5 separate regions of the Homo sapiens genome follow, and all the other regions are linked to region 3. A link is a contact called in ENCODE Hi-C or POLR2A ChIA-PET data. All regions are on one chromosome and are shown on one strand. The core of a region is the stretch at or near the end of the contact, and the rest is flanking DNA. Distances in the headings are between cores, read along the strand shown.

Region 1 (3,319 bases), core at 285-2,784, 490 kb after region 3:
CAGTGAGCTATAACCACACCATTGCACTCCAGCCTAGACAAGATTGCAACCTTGTCTCTCCATAAAAAAAGAAAAGAAAGAAAGAAAAAGAAAACTAGCTTCTCAAATTCTGCATTGCTTACTTGTTAATTCAAAAAGATATTTATCATGTGCCTACTATGTGCCAGAACTAAAGTTTTAGGACAAGGTGGACAGTAAATAAATACCTGAATGATGTGATTGCACTAAAACCATAATCTCCCATCCCTCCAACAGTGTTAACCACCTGCCTCCATGATGCTTGTGAACTTTGGACAACCCTCTTCTTCGTTTGCTTTAATTTTACTTGTTTTTTCAAGTGATACCTTCACGTGGTTCAAAAATAAAAATGGTATAAAAAATATATATTGAGAAGTCTTACTAGCATCCATAAGCTGGTCTGTCCTCCACCCTATTGCCTCATTCCTTTTATTAGTTTCTTGCATATACTTCCAATGTTTCTTTATGGAACTATGTACAAACACATATATGTTCTGATTTCTCCCTCATTCTTACATAGAGTTAACATGTTACATGCTGTTATATAAATGGGCTAAAGGTGGGGGGCCCTGGATATTGGTCCCCATGTTGTTTACATCTTCACAGCAGGCTAGGACAATTAGCTCAAAGCCCTCTGGCACTAAACTCAAATTCATATACATCTGATTGCCTTAAATGTAGCCCAAATAACCATATTTTTAGCTATTTAAAGCCTGCCTGTCTTGCACATCCTATGAAGCTGTACCCAACATCTGCTAGCCATAGATAAGATGAACCTTGGGGATACGAAAGACACCAAGCCACTGCTGCCGATTCAAGCTCTCTGACCCCAAAGACTCCCCATCTTGTTACTGGGTAACATCATCTACCTGCAGGAGGCACTTCTCCGATTTCCCTCTCCCCTGGGAATGCCCTTGTTCTCTTCCTCTTCTGGGTGGTGGCTCCATGCTGCTCTTTCTGGAAGGTCTCCTGCTGTGAAGAACTTCACTCACGTATGCTAACCAAGCACCACCCAAACAAAGTTCATTTGTGCTACTGTCATTTCGTGGTCATGTCCTTTCCTTGATCAGCTCTGAATCCTCTATCTCACCACATATACTCTGCCTTTTCATTTTGATTTTTTTTAACTTAACAATATATTCTGGGGAAGACTCCTTCACTCTTTTATACAGCTGCAAATTACTCCACTGCATTTAACCAGTCCCTCCTGATGTTCGCTTGGATTATTTCTAGTCTTTTGTTATTACAATGATGCTGCAATGAATCACCTTGCACATTCATCATTTTGTTCATGTACAGGCAGATCTATAGGATAAATTCCCGGAAGATGGATTGCTGGGTCAAAGAGTAAACAAACACATTTGTATTTTTGAAAAACATTGGCAAATCATTCCTTTTAGCAACCATGCATGAGATTGTCTGTTTTCCCATAGCCTCACTATTTACCAGTCTGTTAGGTAAAAATAAACAAACTTCTAGTCTTGGACTCCTTACACAGTAAAGATTGTTAATATAATATTTGTTAACATGCCTATCTCTGCCACTGAATTGTGACACCCTTAAAGTCTGGAACCATTTCTTACTCATCTTCATAGCCTGTTGCTTAGCTAGCAAAGTTCTTTGGACAGAATAGCTTCTGCCACTTCCCTCTCTCCCCCGCAAAAACATATTTACTGAGTTGAATCAATCACCACTTTAGCCTAGAGAGGCCCCCCTCAGACCTTCCCATTGTGGTATGTGCTGCCCCACTTTCAGCTGACTGCCAATTTCCTCTCGAGGCTGGGCCTGCTCAGCCCACCCACAGAGGGAGGAGAGCCTGAGATTGAATGCACCACCGTCCCAGCAGCTCTCAACCAATGCCTGAAGGGAGATGGTGTTTAAATAGCCAGCAAGCTCTTCCTTTGGGGGTGTACCTCTGAGGCATGGGGTGGTCTATGCTGAGAGCTCTTCGTGGGATGAAGCCCTGTGGTCCCTTTGTCCATAGCAGGAAGTAGCTTGATAGTGTATCTTTTAAGGGCTTCCCTGCCTTTCCTTCCTTTCCAGGCTCACCTTCTCACTCCATTATTGGAGTTTCCTTCAATCACCTCCCAAGTAAATGACTAGCACTTTATCAGGGTCTTTTTTGGGGGGAACTGAAATAAAGACAATACCTTCCCTTTTCTTTCTTCTTCTTCTTTTTTTTTAATAGGGTCTCACTGTGTCACCCAGGCTGGAGTGCAGTGGTACAATCACAGCTCACTGCACAGCTCACTTCGCCTCCCTAAATCTAGTGATTCTCTAGCCTCAGCCTCCCGAGTGTCTGGGACTACAGGTGCATGCCACCATGCCTGGCTAATTTTTTTGATTTTTAGTAGAGATGAGGTATCACTACATTGCCCAGGCTGATTTTGAACTCCTGACCTCAAGCAATCCTTCCACCTTGGACTCCAGCAATCCACCCACCTCGGCCTCCCAAAGTGGTGGGATTACAGGCATGAGCCGCTGTACCTGGCCAGCTTTCTTTATCAAATGAAGAAACCTAAATACTGAGAAAATAAGTGAAGTGCTCATGGCACAGCTAGTGAGTGAAGAAGCATATTCCCTGGCTCCTAGAAATGTGCTGTTTTAGAAAATGGAATTTCTCTTTATGGATGATAAGTACAACCACTGAGACATGAAAGAGCAATGGAAGAAGTGTGTGTGTGTGTGTGTAAATCAATAACAGCACAAGGTTACATAAAATGAATAGTAAATAAGCGAAACAGCTCTCACCTATGGTGCATATTATGAGCCAGGCAAGTACTTTTTGTGTGTTTCTTCATTTAACACAAAACTCTACAAGTTAGATGCATTATTATCATCATTCCCAGATCACAGATGAAGAAAATTAAGATACTGAGAGTTTAAGTAACTTGCCAAAGCTCACACTTGCCAAGATCTGACTCCTGGATTTGTGCTCATAACCATCAAACTATACTGTCTGCAGGGGCCGGCCAGAGAAGTTCTAGAAGTGACAGATTACCCTTGGCTTTTGGCAGCAGGGGTCTTGAAGAAAGAACATGGGATTATGACTAATTAAGGACTAATTCTTCCTAGGGCCATCAAAGAACTCATTTGTGTCAGTTAGAATATTTTCCAGGGCAGAAACTAAATATCCAACTAAAAATGACTTAAACAACAGGGGTCTACTGAAAAATCTCACATAATAAGAGGTCTGGAGGCAGGAGGTTCCAGACTTGGTTAATTCAGCAGTTAAATGACTTCAAAGCAGCAGTGACTCACATATTCATTCTTTATTTTCCATCCAATTCCATCTTCTTTG
Region 2 (3,008 bases), core at 61-2,560, 430 kb after region 3:
GGCAGACCTGGTAAAAATCTTTGCAGGGTCATGCATGCCTCCCACGTCAAGTATTTGCCACTCTTATTATTATTTTTTTTTCCAGACAGGGTCCCGCTCTGTTGCCCAGGCTGGAGTGCAGTGGTGCGATCTCCGCTCACTGTAACCTCCACCTCCCAGGCCCAAGTGATCCTCCTAACTCAGCTTCCTGAGTAGCTGTGACCACAGGCATGTGCCATCATGCCCGGCTAATTTTTTGTATTTTTGGTAAAGATGGGGTTTTGCCACATTCCCTAGGCTGATCTCAAACTCCTGAGCTCAGGCAATCCACCCGCCTCAGCCTCCCGAAGTGCTGGGATTACAGGCATGAGCCACCATGCTCGGCCACTCTCATTTTTTTTAAACCAAAGAAATCAATCTTAAATCAATTTTGCACTTGATTTATGCACATCAATTTTGTTTGCTTCTTAAAGAGTATATGATTAGCTGTACAAGAGACTATAGGTTAAGAAAATCCTTAGTCTTGAGAAAAGCACTGAAGAGGAAGAAAAAGACACCAGGCCCCAAGACATCCACCAAAAATAGATCCAACTTACATTGTCTGGCAGGGCAAACAATCCCATCACAATCACATGCCAGCCCCTATATTCTGGCTGGTCCCCAGAATTTAGTCAAGATCAAAGTAAAATTTTTTGGTTTCTGGGGTGAGCCTTCATCCAGGTCAAAATATTCTGGAAGAAGGCTTGCCTGGCACCTGGAATTCCACACCCTTGAGCTCTCCTTTTCACGGAACAGCATTCGTCAGATTTACTGACAGCATAGCAGTGGCATAATTAACAAATAATCCAGTTTTCAGCTTCCCTGGCCTCCACCTGCTAGATACCAGGAGCACCTCCACTCCCACAGAAGTTGTGTCAACCAAAATGTCTCCAGATATTGCCAGATGTCCCCTGGAGGGCAAAATCAACCCTGGTTGACCACCACTGCAATAGTATTATTTGTATCAAATATATGAAACATAAAGATTGCTAAGGGAAATAAAGTAGACTATTTTAGATATCCAGTCTTAAAGGAAACCACTACTATCATCATTGGCCAAAAAAAGAAAAAAAAAAGAACAGTGCTAATAATTAGACATAAAATAATAAATGAAAACTATCATTGCTTTGAAATATTCCCTGGAGGAAATGAAACATCTGTGTAAATTTTATCCTTTCACGTGTGAAGATGACTGGGATAGCAGGTGTGGTAAAAGACATTGTTCCAAAGCCTGTTCTGTGGTTTGCTGATGAGAATATTCCCTGGCTTGGGCTACAGCTGCCATGTGCAGTCTCTCTATTGACAGTCTTTCTCAACCACTCCCGAAAATCCCCACATTGTTTGAACTCAAGTTTTGTAATTACAGAGATGTGGTTCTCAGAGCCAAAAATGAAGCTGCCTGGCTGGAGCAGCAGGATATAGAATAGGCCCTTGGGACTGGGAGATTATAACTTTTGTGGTTTCAAGTACTCATAAATGTGGTGGAGAGGGGTTTTGGAGTTGATCCACAACTCGTCAGAGGCCCTGCTATTTTTTCTACCCACAGCCATTGTAGAGAATCCAAGCCGAGTTTAAGAGTGCTGTGGAAATACACTGCTGCTACTGCTGTTTCTATTACTGTTTGATGCTGGGACTCTTATGCTCCAACCACGTTTTCACCCAGCTGAGTCGCCTTCGTATCACGCCTTTCCAGTGAGTAAGATCATCTAGATAGATTCTCCAAAAGAAATAACCCAGTAAGGGAGGGGCAACCAGCATGACCACAATGCTAGTTGTTGTGTGCGAATGGTAAACAGAATGAAATTATGAATGTGTGTGCGGGTCATTATATGCATGCAGACACATACATATGCATATGTAGTATAAATCTCCATAAATGCCTAAGGTGATGGCAGTGATGAGGGGCAGTTAAAAATGTTAAGCACAAATTGGAGCTGAGACACTGATCAGAGAAAAATTATCTGTAATACTGAGAAAGAGCCATCTGTCATGGCTGGAGGCTCAAGCAGAGAAGGGATAAGTGGAGAGGCCCCAGGAACAGATGGAGAGGCTTGAACCCCCACACAGAGCAGAGCGTCCAACAGCTGGGACTGATTAATCCAGACGGCCGACTATTACGTCATGTGTTGGATTACAACCAAATGAGTGGCTAAAAGCTCCTAGCAAGTTCAGGCCAACACGAAGTCGCTTCACAGATGGCATCCACCTTGGAATTCCGTGAGGGATGAAGACACTGCTCAGTCCTGCCTCATTGTCCTCTGTGGAAAGAGCAAGAGGAATGAGGATAGGCCTTTCCCACCCCTTTATTCTTCTTTATTCTCAGGGTAAATGGAAGTAGAGAAGGAGAGTAAGTGAGATTTTAAAGAAGCTTTTTGACCTGTGTCTTTGTTCTCTCCTTGCTCTCTAAATTACATGATAGAGGGAATAATAAGGAACTTTAATGTATGAAGTTCAGTCCAGTAAATTGATCCCATAGCCCAGCATGTGATAAACAGTTTCTGAATATTAACTTGATCTACTCGTGCTTCTTAGTAATCCCACAAACACTTTAAACAACATTTCAGAAGCACAGGTAATCCCACAAGCATTTCAGCAACATTTCAACTCAACACCTGTCCCCTCTCCAATGTTCCCTTCAAGTCAGAAACCTAACTTTGGGTACCCAACTCTACCGTCAATCAGTCACTGGGGCCTTATGGAATCAATGGAGTCTTGTAGATTCCATCTCCTTAGCATTGCTTGAAACGATCTTGACTTCTCTATTCTCATTGCTATTGCCTTAATTCTGACCTTCAGTAAGTCCTGCCTGGACCGTTACAATAGTTTCTTCTAAGCTATCTTCTGGTTTCTTTGCTCCAGTGCATTCTTTTCTTTTTTTTTTTTCTGCTGACACCCAGCACTTTATTAGTGGGGAAACTCGCCTTGGTCTGGCAGAGACTGGGATGGACAGGACCGGCGCCCATCTCGAGGGGGTATTTTCTGGAAGATCA
Region 3 (3,090 bases), core at 587-3,086:
CCAGGCTGCTCCTTGCCAGGCCGAGCTAGGTCCCAATTCTTCCTCAGCCTCCGCTCCTCCACCCTATAATCTTTTTATCACCTCCCCTCCTCACACCCGGTCTGGTTTACAGTTTCATTCCGTGAGTGGCCCTCCCCGACCTGCCCAGCAATTTCCTCTTAAAAAGGTGGCTGAAGCTAAAGGCATAGTCAAGGTTAATGCTCCTTTTTCTTTATCAGATGTCTCCCAAATCAGTGAGCATTTAGGCTCTTTCATCAAATATGAAAAACCCAGCCCAGTTCATGGCTCGTTCGGCAACAACCCTGAGACGCTTTACAGCCCTAGACCCTAAAAGGTCAAAAGGCCGTCTTATTCTCAATATACATGTTATTACCCAATCCGCTCCTGACATTAAATAAAACTCCAAAAATTAAATTCCGGCCCTCAAACCCCACAACAGGACTTAATTAACCTCGCCTTCAAGGTGTACAATAATAGAGACAGCCAAGTAGCAACATATTTCTGAGTTGCAATTCCTTGCCTCCACTGTGAGACAAACCCCAGCCACATCTCCAGCACACAAGAACTTCCAAACGACTAAACCGCAGTAGCCAGGCATTCCTCCAGAACCGCCTCCCCCAGGAGCTTGCTACAAGTGCCAGAAATCTGGCCACCAGGCCAAGGAATGCCCGCAACCCAGGATTCCTCCTAAGCCGTGTCCCATCTGTGCGGGACCCCACTGGAAATTGGATGGAAATCGGACTGTTCAACTCACCTGGCAGCCACTCCCAGAGACCCTGGAACTCTGGCCCAAGGCTCTCTGACTGACTCCTTCCCAGATCTTCTCGGCTTAGCGGCTGAAGACTGACGCTGCCTGATTGCCTCAGAAGCCCTGTAGACCATCACAGATGCCAAGCTTTAGGTAACTCTCACAGTGGAGGGTAAGTCCGTCCCCTTCTTAATCAATACGGAGGCTACCCACTCCACATTACCTTATTTTCAAGGGCCTGTTTCCCTTGCCTCCATAACTGTTGTGGGTATTGACGGCCAGGCTTCTAAACCTCTTAAAACTCCCCAACTCTGGTGCCAACTTAGACAATACTCTTTTAAGCACTCCTTTTTAGTTATCCCCACCTGCCCAGTTCCCTTATTAGGCCGAGACACTTTAACTAAATTATCTGCTTCCCTGACTATTCCTGGGCTACAGCCACACCTCATTGCCACCTTTTCCCCTAGCTCAAAGCCTCCTTCACATCCTCCCCTTGTATCTCCCCACCTTAACCCACAAGTATAAGACACCTCTACTCCCTCCTTAGCGACCGATCATGCACCCCTTACCATCCCATTAAAACCTCATCACTCTTACCCCGCTCAATGCCAATATCCCATCCCACAGCATGCTTTGAAAGGACTAAAGCCTGTTATCACTCGCCTGCTACAGCATGGCCTTTTAAAGCCTATAAACGCTCCTTACCATTCCCCCATTTTACCTGTCCTAAAACCAGACAAGGCTTACAGGTTAGTTCAGAATCTGCGCCTTATCAACCAAATTGTTTTGCCTATCCACCCCGTGGTGCCAAACCTATATACTCTCCTCAATGCCTCCCTCTACAACCCATTATTCTGTTCTGGATCTCAAACGTGCTTTCTTTACTATTCCTTTGTACCCTTCATCCCAGCCTCTCTTCGCTTTCGCTTAGACTGACCCTGACACCCATTAGGCTCAGGAAATTACCTGGGCTGTACTGCCGCAAGGCTTCACAGGCAGCCCCCATTACTTCAGTCAAGCCCAAATTTCATCCTCGTCTGTTACCTATCTTGGCATAATTTTCATAAAAACACACGTGCTCTCCCTGCTGATCGTGTCCGATTAATCTCCCAAACCTCAATCCCTTACAAAACAACAACTCCTTTCCTTCCTAGGCATGGTTAGTGTGGTCAGAATTCTTACACAAGAGCCAGGACCGCACCCTGTAGCCTTTCTGTCCAGACAACTTGACCTTACTGTTTTAGCCTAGCCCTCATGTCTGTGGGCAGCGGCTGCCGCTGCTTTAATACTTTTAGAGGTCCTAAAAATCAAACTATGCTCAACTCACTCTCTACATTTCTCATAACTTCCAAAATCTATTTTCTTCCTCATACCTGATGCATATACTTTCTGCTCCCCGGCTCCTTCAGCTGTACTCACTCTTTGTTAAGTCCCACAATTACCATTGTTCCTGGCCCAGACTTCAATCCGGCCTCCCACATTATTCCTGATACCACACCTGACCCCCATGACTGTATCTCTCTGATCCACCTGACATTCACCCCATTTCCCCATATTTCCTTCTTTCCTGTTCCTCCCCCGATCACGCTTGATTTATTGATGGCAGTTCCACCAGGCCTAATCGCCACACACCAGCAAAGGCAGGCTATGCTATAGTACAAGCCACTAGCCTGCCTCTTAGAATCTCTCCTCATTTTCTTTCCATTGTGGAAATCTATCATCAAGGAAATAACTTCTCAGTGTTCCGTCTGCTATTCTACTACTCCTCAGGGATTATTCAGGCCCCCTCCCTTCCCTACACATTAAGCTCGAGGATTTGCCCCCACCCAGGACTGGCAAATTAGCTTTACTCAACATGCCCCGAGTCAGATAACTAAAATACCTCTTAGTCTAGGTAGACACTTTCACTGGATAGGTACAGGCCTTTCCTACAGGGTCTGAGAAGGCCACCGCAGTCATTTCTTCCCTTCTGTCAGACATAATTCCTCAGTTTAGCCTTCCCACCTCTATACAGTCTGATAACAGACCAGCCTTTATTAGTCAAATCAGCCAAGCAGTTTTTCAGGCTCTTAGTATTCAAGGAAACCTTTATGTCCCTTACGGTCCTCCGTCTTCAGGAAAAGTAGAACGGACTAAAGGTCTTTTAAAAACACACCTCACCAAGCTCAGCCACCAGCTTAAAAAGGACTGGACAATACTTTTACCACTTTTCCTTCTCAGAAGTCAGACCTGTGCTCAGAATGCTACAGGGTACAGCCCATTTGAGCTCCTGTATAGACGCTCCTTTTTATTAGGCCCCAGTCTCATTCCAGACACCAGACCAACTTAGACTGTGCCCCAAA
Region 4 (3,272 bases), core at 192-2,691, 280 kb after region 3:
CCCAGAAACAACTATTTAGCAGAGTTCCCCCCGCCCCACCCAAATAAAGCAAGAGTTTTGCTTTTTGGGTTGACAAAGAACTTATTTGACTACTTCACTAAAGCAAATACTTTGCCAGGAATATAGGAGAAGTTAAAGGGAATAGAATTATTTCTACACGATTACGATGATAAAAGTTTCAACTTACTATGAAAACAAGAGTTCAAATAAAGTATTTTTTAAAAAGCCACCAGAAGGTGGTTTAAAAAGGCTTTATTCTCTTGAATAACAATGCTTGCCAGTTTGAATAAGATTAGCTTTTCTTTTTAAATCTAATCTAGAAAGCTTTTATAATTGATTTATAAATCATTTTTATATCTTTCATCAGTGGTCTGAAAAATCTTAATAAAGACTCTGTTGACGTTAGTAGATCCATCTCAAGAACTGTAAAGACTCTTTGTGTAAATACACACTGGGAAAAAAAATCTGAGTCCTGGTTTTTGACCACTTGTTTCTGGTCTGTGTGTGTGTGTGTGCCTTTCTCTTACATACAACCCAACCAAACACTTTCTTTTCAAAATATTATGATCATCACTATGTCTGTTGCACCAGAGGAATTTTCAGTATTCTAAAAATAACTTCAATTCTATAGAGTCAGAGTGTTTTTAGTTACAGATGCCCAGACAGTAGGGCTTCACATCAGATCCATCTTAAAATACCTTAAAAGACATAGAGAATAATGGAAACATGGAAAATGATTTGGAAATTAGGATAACTAACTCTGATTAAAATTAACTTTTATAATGGCCAAAGGATAAAATACTGGTGTTAATGATTAATCTGAGAGGCTTGAGAGAAACCTGATTTTTTTTCTCTTTCTTGTCTTCTGTTTGCTTCCTGCTGCCTTTTTCTCTGTAATATTTTGGCATCAGCTAGAACTGGTTTGAGCCCCATGCTTCTACCAGCCTTCATGAAAAATCCTAAGCCCAGGAGTAGGAAGCTAGGTAGACTCTAGGCAAAAGGCATGACTAAAGCAAGTTTTTCCCTTCTTGTTTTCTTTCTGGGTCACCTGCTTTTGATTTAAAATTTTTGTATAACTGGATTAAAAATTTTCCTCTTTCTCGTACATATATTGTGATAGATATAAGCAATTTGTTTTATTCCTATCTTCAACCACGGGAAATGAATTGTTTGAACCTGATTTATGTTGCTTATAAAAGGCACAATGAAGACTACTTACTGAATTCTAATAACTGCACAATCCTTACGAAAAGCTTGGTGGTAAGAATGAATATTCATGAGACCACCTAAGGAATGTAAAATCCATTGCTTACTACGGATATTCAGGGACTCCAGGTTAGGGGTGCATTGAAACTGAAAGTGTTAATTAGTCATTGCTGTTTAACAAACGATCTCCAGTTCTCAGGAGCTTATAGTCATGTTTCCACGCACAGGTCTATGGGTCAGCTGTGGTTTGGCTGGAATCATCCAGGATTAGGAGAGCTTGCCTCCAGGCTGCACATTGGTTTTAGGCCTGCTTCATGTGTTTCCTCACTCTCTCTGGACCAGCAGCTACTCAGGGTATATTCTCCTCACGGTGAATCACAGGAGCATAAGATGTCATGCCCAATCACACACCTGTGCCTCTTCAGCTTTAAAGTTCCAGTCAAGTTTGCAGAGTTTCCACTGGCTAAGCCCAAAGTCAAGGGGTGGGGACGCACTCTGTACTATTGCAATGCTAGGTCACACGGCAAAGGGAGGGAGAGAAGAATTAATAACAATAATCCATCTGCCACACTGACCAAATTTATCTGTGATTGATTTCCTCATTTGTAAAATGAAACAAAACACACACACACACGAACAAAAAAACTCTATCTCCTGGAGTTGTAAGGGTTAAAGAACTTAGAACAGTGCTTGGCACGCATGAAAAGGTTAATATGGTTACTACTATTGCTGTTGTTAACATTGTTGTTGTTTTTATTGTTTTGCTTCTGTCTTTGCCACAGAAAAGCTTAGAGACAAACTTTCTGCCCTCTTCTAGCAAGCACGTAGGGAAATGGTTTGCACACCAAATTTACCCCTATGCTTTGTCTTACTTTTTAATGTTATTTTCCTTCTTTGATTCTTTCCTAAATTATTTTTTTCATCCTGTTAATTGAATACACTGATGTAAGCAGTCTGTAAATGTTTCCCTATATTGTTAGTTGTAGTATGATGAATAAATAAACAAATGAGCCCTACTGGCTTGTTGCTTTTCTTTTTTATTTTATTTTTGAGACAGGGTCTTGCTCTGTTACCCAGGCTGAAGTGCAGTGGTACAATCACAGCTCACTGCAGCTTCGACCTCCCTGGCTCAAGCAATCCTACCATCTTAGCCTCCTGTGTAGCTGGGACCACAGGCATGCGCTACCACATCCAGCCAATTTTTAAAAAATTGTTTGTGGAAACAGGGTTTCACTGTATTGCCCAGGCGGGTCTCAAACTCCTGGGCTCAAGTGATTCTCCTGCCTCAGCCTCCCAAAGTGCCGGGATTACAGGCATGAGCCACTGCTTCCGGCCTCTTTTTTTCTCTAAACCTTGACTTCCCATGTGTTTGCCATCTCTGTCAATGCTGCAGTAGCCCTTCTTCCGTATTTACACTAGGCAAAATCGACTTTGTTGCTCTTGCTATCACCAAACGTCAGGTTATAAGTTTCTTTGTTTATTGCCTACTCCCCTGCTCTCAACTATGATTTTTACATGTCTCTTTTGTCATTGGCAAGTACAAAATAGGCATGCCATAAATATTTGAATGAAGGAATAAATAAATAAATCAGTGTGTTTGTAATTACTTCTACATGCATTCTAGCCTAGATTTTCTGTTGTGGTGTAGATATTAACAGCATGGATTGGCTGTAGGATCCCCCTTTCTTTCCACAACCTCTAGAGTCTAGTTCTGCCCCTTCCATTGCACTGAAACTGGGTTTGGTAAGGTCATTGAATACTGTCCTATTTGCAATCCAATGGTCTTTTCTCTGACATAACCACTTTGTAAGGTATGCCAGGGTCAATCACTGTTTTCTTCTTAAAATCTTTACTTCTGTAGCTTTTGTGACTCCAGCTTGTCACCTCTCTGGGCAGTAGTCTTTTACCTGCAGGTTAATTCACATCAGGGACACAAGAAATCAGATTCTCCCTGGGATAGGGGCACATGTCCTCTGATGATTCCTAGGGGCACTGCAAGCCGAACTTATTAAAAATTGAATTTACTTCTTCACCCTTTACCCCCAAACCGTCACTGGCTTCCTCAT
Region 5 (3,003 bases), core at 249-2,748, 340 kb after region 3:
GCTATGCTCTCTCCTGTCCTTGCATCTTCACATATATCATTTCCCAAAATGACTTCCCTGATTTCCATACCTGGAAAACTCCTATTCATCCTTCAAATCGTAGCTCAAAGCCATCATACCCTATCACCCCCAGACCAACTACCTCTCCTCTCCCCTATACTTTGAACACTTCTTATATGTCCATCAGCAGAGGGTCTCAACCTTGGCTACCTACCTTGTGAGATAGGAATAGCACTGGGCAGTTGCAGGAGGATGGAAAAACCCAGACAACAGCTAAATCAAGAACTAGGCAAAGAAATCACAGGATAACAGAAAACCCCAAATAGGGGAGAGAAAATGACAAAAATCTTGGTCAGGGTGACGTGTCCATGACTCTTCTGGGCAAACCAACATAAGGGAGAAAGGGGGCAGTAATGGGGAGTTGGGGCAGGGCTGAAATCCCCTTCTTTTCCAGAAAATCTAATGATTATTTTACCCCTTAATTTAAAAAAACCCCCAAAATTAGAAACCCATACTCCACTGTGGGCAACTCATTCTTATGAGCACGCCCACACTTCTCTCTTAAGTGTGTACCTTTGCTTTGCAATAAAGCTTCCTGTCTTTCACATCATTCCAACTTATCCCCAAATTCTTTCTTGTGACAGTGTCAAGAATCCAAAAAACTGGTTGGGGCTGGGGTCTCACTAGTGTCTCACAGTATCTTTTAAAACTCCCCAAGTGATTTTAATATTTGAATACTACCTTTTTTTCTTCCCCAAATTGAAGACTCCAGACAAGCTATGACCATGCTTTTAATCTCATATAAGCCTAGTGCCTAGCCCTATATAGGAATAAATACATAGAGCTTGAGTGATAACTTCTCTCACAATATGTTTTCAGCACTTCTCTCACAATATTTTTTCGTCACTAATGAATTCTTTAGAAAATAACTCCTGAGAGTAGCAAAAACTGCTTAATTCAAGTTGACCCATTTAAATATTTTTAATATTTCTACCAGCAAGTTTAGTTTATATCTCTAAATATATCCATCTTTGACGAACCATCTTCTATCACACTTAGAGAGGAAGGGAAGCTATCTCTCCAGAATTGCTATTTTTAAATGGTTTTGATATATCTTATTTATTTAGCACTATCAGGAAAAATAAGAAATATAATTAGCAAGTTAGCTGCTTTCAAAAGTAATCATTGCCTGAAATGGGGATAACATGGGTAAGTACCTAGTTGTGTACCTGGTCCATGCCGTCAACAAAAAGATTCAAACTCTTTTTGACTGTTCTATCAGTCTTAAGGGCTCTGTTTTAATGTTAATGCTGGTCAGCTGTGCCCAGATTCCAATGGGAGGAGGGTGTAATGAGGCATGTCCGACCCCTACTTCCCATCACGGCCTGAACTGGTTTTTTAGGTTAACTTTGGAATGCCCTTGGCCAAGGGGAGGGCCCATCAGTCTGTTGCATGGCTTGATTTTTGGTTTACAATGCTGTATGCTCAGTAATGGCAGCTGTTATCATTGTGTGCTTCCTCTTTCAGGAAGGGCTGCCTTCTTAAGTCACCTCACAGGAGGGCATCTGGAGATAACACTAAAAGAGGAAATAAGATGACTTGCCAGGCACTTTCTTTCATTTATGCACAGTCCATGAGATTTCCTGACCTCTTTCATCACAAACAAAGAGGTGTGTGCAGCTTTAGAAATTTAATGGACATGCTACCCATGTCATAAAGAAGAAACTGTTTCAGTTGTTTGTCTTTTCTTACTCCATTTGGCTACTGCTATATAGGGCCTGCTTTCCTAGACCCTTGTGTTTTCCTCAAATCTCTGATTCTACATTTACATGAAAAGCCTTTAGACTGATTGCTCTGAGATTAGCCAACTGTTTCCTAGGTTTGATCACACAATTCCACTCCTACACAATTCCTTCTCTCCTAGGTCTTGTGATTCCCCATCCCCAGCTGAGTCATTCAATTGCAATCACATTTAATTGTCTCCACCTGAGTGGCTTTTTCTTTGGGCCGCTTGCCTTTGTCAAGCAATTGGAGGCAACATTTATTTATGCACATAGCATTTCTAAGGATCCATGGTACCAAGTGACTCTTCCAGATGAAGTAAAGTGACAGCTCTCCACATGATAATGACAGTGACATTTGAATTAGCTGCAAGTCTCCAGAAACAGGCATATTTCAATTTAATTTTTATCCAGCTCAAGATGAACTTAAAAAATTGTTTTCAACCCTTGGTTTCATACTTTGGTTAATACCATGCATTAATTCAGTGAGGTTTTTGTTTTATAGTTATGAATTCAGTAGTGGATGCATAATTATGACCATAACTTTTCACTGACTAGGGCTTCAAAAATTGATAAAGGAGGCACAGAAGAACAGATCTTCTTGGCATAGACTAGCTAGTTGTTGAAAAAAACCCCTCTCCTCTGCCTCCTGGGCACCCAGCCAGGCTACATTTCCCAGCTGTCCTTGCAGTTAAGTGTGGTCATGTGACTGCATCCTGGTCAATGGAATGCCGACAGAAGTAAAATGAGTGACTTTCAGGTCTAGCCCATTAAAAACCTCCAGGCACCATCCTCCATGTTCTTTCTTATTGGCTGCTGATAGCAGCAGGAGGCAGACAAATGCCTAGGCAGACAGGGGCAGGTCCCTAGTGAAACCCCACCTTCAAGCCTGTCTTTGGCTTGTTTAAAGCCTGAAGGCCAAGTTACAAGTCAAATCCACAGACCAGATTGAGAACCTGTCGTCCCATTTGGTGTGCTTTCCTTTGATTTATCCCCACCTTTCACCGATTTTACATATACCTACTCTTCCCTTATTGTTTTTACACTGTGCCCACCTTTGATTGGTGCCTTTGTTTTAACTGTTTTTGCATACTCACACACCAACTGAATGTTGCCTTTTCCAATGCTACCTACGGCCTGCCCCTCCCCTATCCTGTGCCTATAAAAAATCCAGACTCAGCCACACTGGGGTAAGAGATGACCTGACTTTGAGGAAGAGATG

What was found. A loop is a pair of places that touch in the nucleus more often than their neighbours do. ChIA-PET counts read pairs that join two places held with the same protein, here RNA polymerase II (POLR2A). Pooled maps may share reads with other maps.
Region 1: a map of mammary epithelial cell shows a loop between it and region 3 (3-fold over the local background). The contact joins the enhancer-like site here to the promoter of TLR8-AS1 in region 3. A Hi-C loop is called at or near these places in 1 of 168 maps with a recorded cell type or tissue (mammary epithelial cell), 4 of 37 single-sample maps with no recorded cell type and 8 of 50 pooled maps. POLR2A ChIA-PET finds 5 or more read pairs at or near these places in 2 of 52 experiments (A549 and AG04449).
Region 2: a loop to region 3 is called in a map of GM12878, with 2.4 times the contacts of the local background. The contact joins the enhancer-like site here to the promoter of TLR8-AS1 in region 3. A Hi-C loop is called at or near these places in 3 of 168 maps with a recorded cell type or tissue (CD8-positive, alpha-beta T cell, GM12878 and OCI-LY7), 1 of 37 single-sample maps with no recorded cell type and 9 of 50 pooled maps. POLR2A ChIA-PET finds 5 or more read pairs at or near these places in 1 of 52 experiments (PC-9).
Region 4: a map of OCI-LY7 shows a loop between it and region 3 (2.9-fold over the local background). The contact joins the enhancer-like site here to the promoter of TLR8-AS1 in region 3. A Hi-C loop is called at or near these places in 5 of 168 maps with a recorded cell type or tissue (MCF 10A, OCI-LY7, PC-9 and 2 more) and 5 of 50 pooled maps. POLR2A ChIA-PET finds 5 or more read pairs at or near these places in 3 of 52 experiments (MCF 10A, PC-9 and T-cell).
Region 5: a map of mammary epithelial cell shows a loop between it and region 3 (4-fold over the local background). The contact joins the enhancer-like site here to the promoter of TLR8-AS1 in region 3. A Hi-C loop is called at or near these places in 2 of 168 maps with a recorded cell type or tissue (PC-9 and mammary epithelial cell) and 4 of 50 pooled maps. POLR2A ChIA-PET finds 5 or more read pairs at or near these places in 1 of 52 experiments (PC-9).

The regions. Positions count from the first base shown.
Region 1 is chrX:13,426,862-13,430,180 of GRCh38, forward strand. No RefSeq gene overlaps it. Among named protein-coding and RNA genes, the nearest start is that of LINC01203, 93 kb to the left of the region's middle. RefSeq lists an enhancer at 1,545-2,062. Within about 2 kb of position 1,535, at least 5 of the 41 ENCODE cell types and tissues checked have a DNase peak (open chromatin) inside an H3K27ac peak, as active enhancers do; they include mammary epithelial cell, where a contact is called at or near this core.
Region 2 is chrX:13,375,626-13,378,633 of GRCh38, forward strand. It overlaps the pseudogene GPX1P1. Among named protein-coding and RNA genes, the nearest start is that of LINC01203, 42 kb to the left of the region's middle. Within about 2 kb of position 1,311, at least 8 of the 41 ENCODE cell types and tissues checked have a DNase peak (open chromatin) inside an H3K27ac peak, as active enhancers do.
Region 3 is chrX:12,941,464-12,944,553 of GRCh38, forward strand. TLR8-AS1 (TLR8 antisense RNA 1) reads right to left here and starts at 1,837. Exons shown (of 5, transcript NR_030727.1): 1 at 1,715-1,837; 2 at 755-871.
Region 4 is chrX:13,219,655-13,222,926 of GRCh38, forward strand. No RefSeq gene overlaps it. Among named protein-coding and RNA genes, the nearest start is that of LINC02154, 82 kb to the right of the region's middle. Within about 2 kb of position 1,442, at least 4 of the 41 ENCODE cell types and tissues checked have a DNase peak (open chromatin) inside an H3K27ac peak, as active enhancers do; they include mammary epithelial cell, where a contact is called at or near this core.
Region 5 is chrX:13,282,238-13,285,240 of GRCh38, forward strand. The region is part of intron 1 of LINC02154 (long intergenic non-protein coding RNA 2154); the gene reads right to left. Among named protein-coding and RNA genes, the nearest start is that of LINC02154, 20 kb to the right of the region's middle. Within about 2 kb of position 1,499, at least 3 of the 41 ENCODE cell types and tissues checked have a DNase peak (open chromatin) inside an H3K27ac peak, as active enhancers do; they include mammary epithelial cell, where a contact is called at or near this core.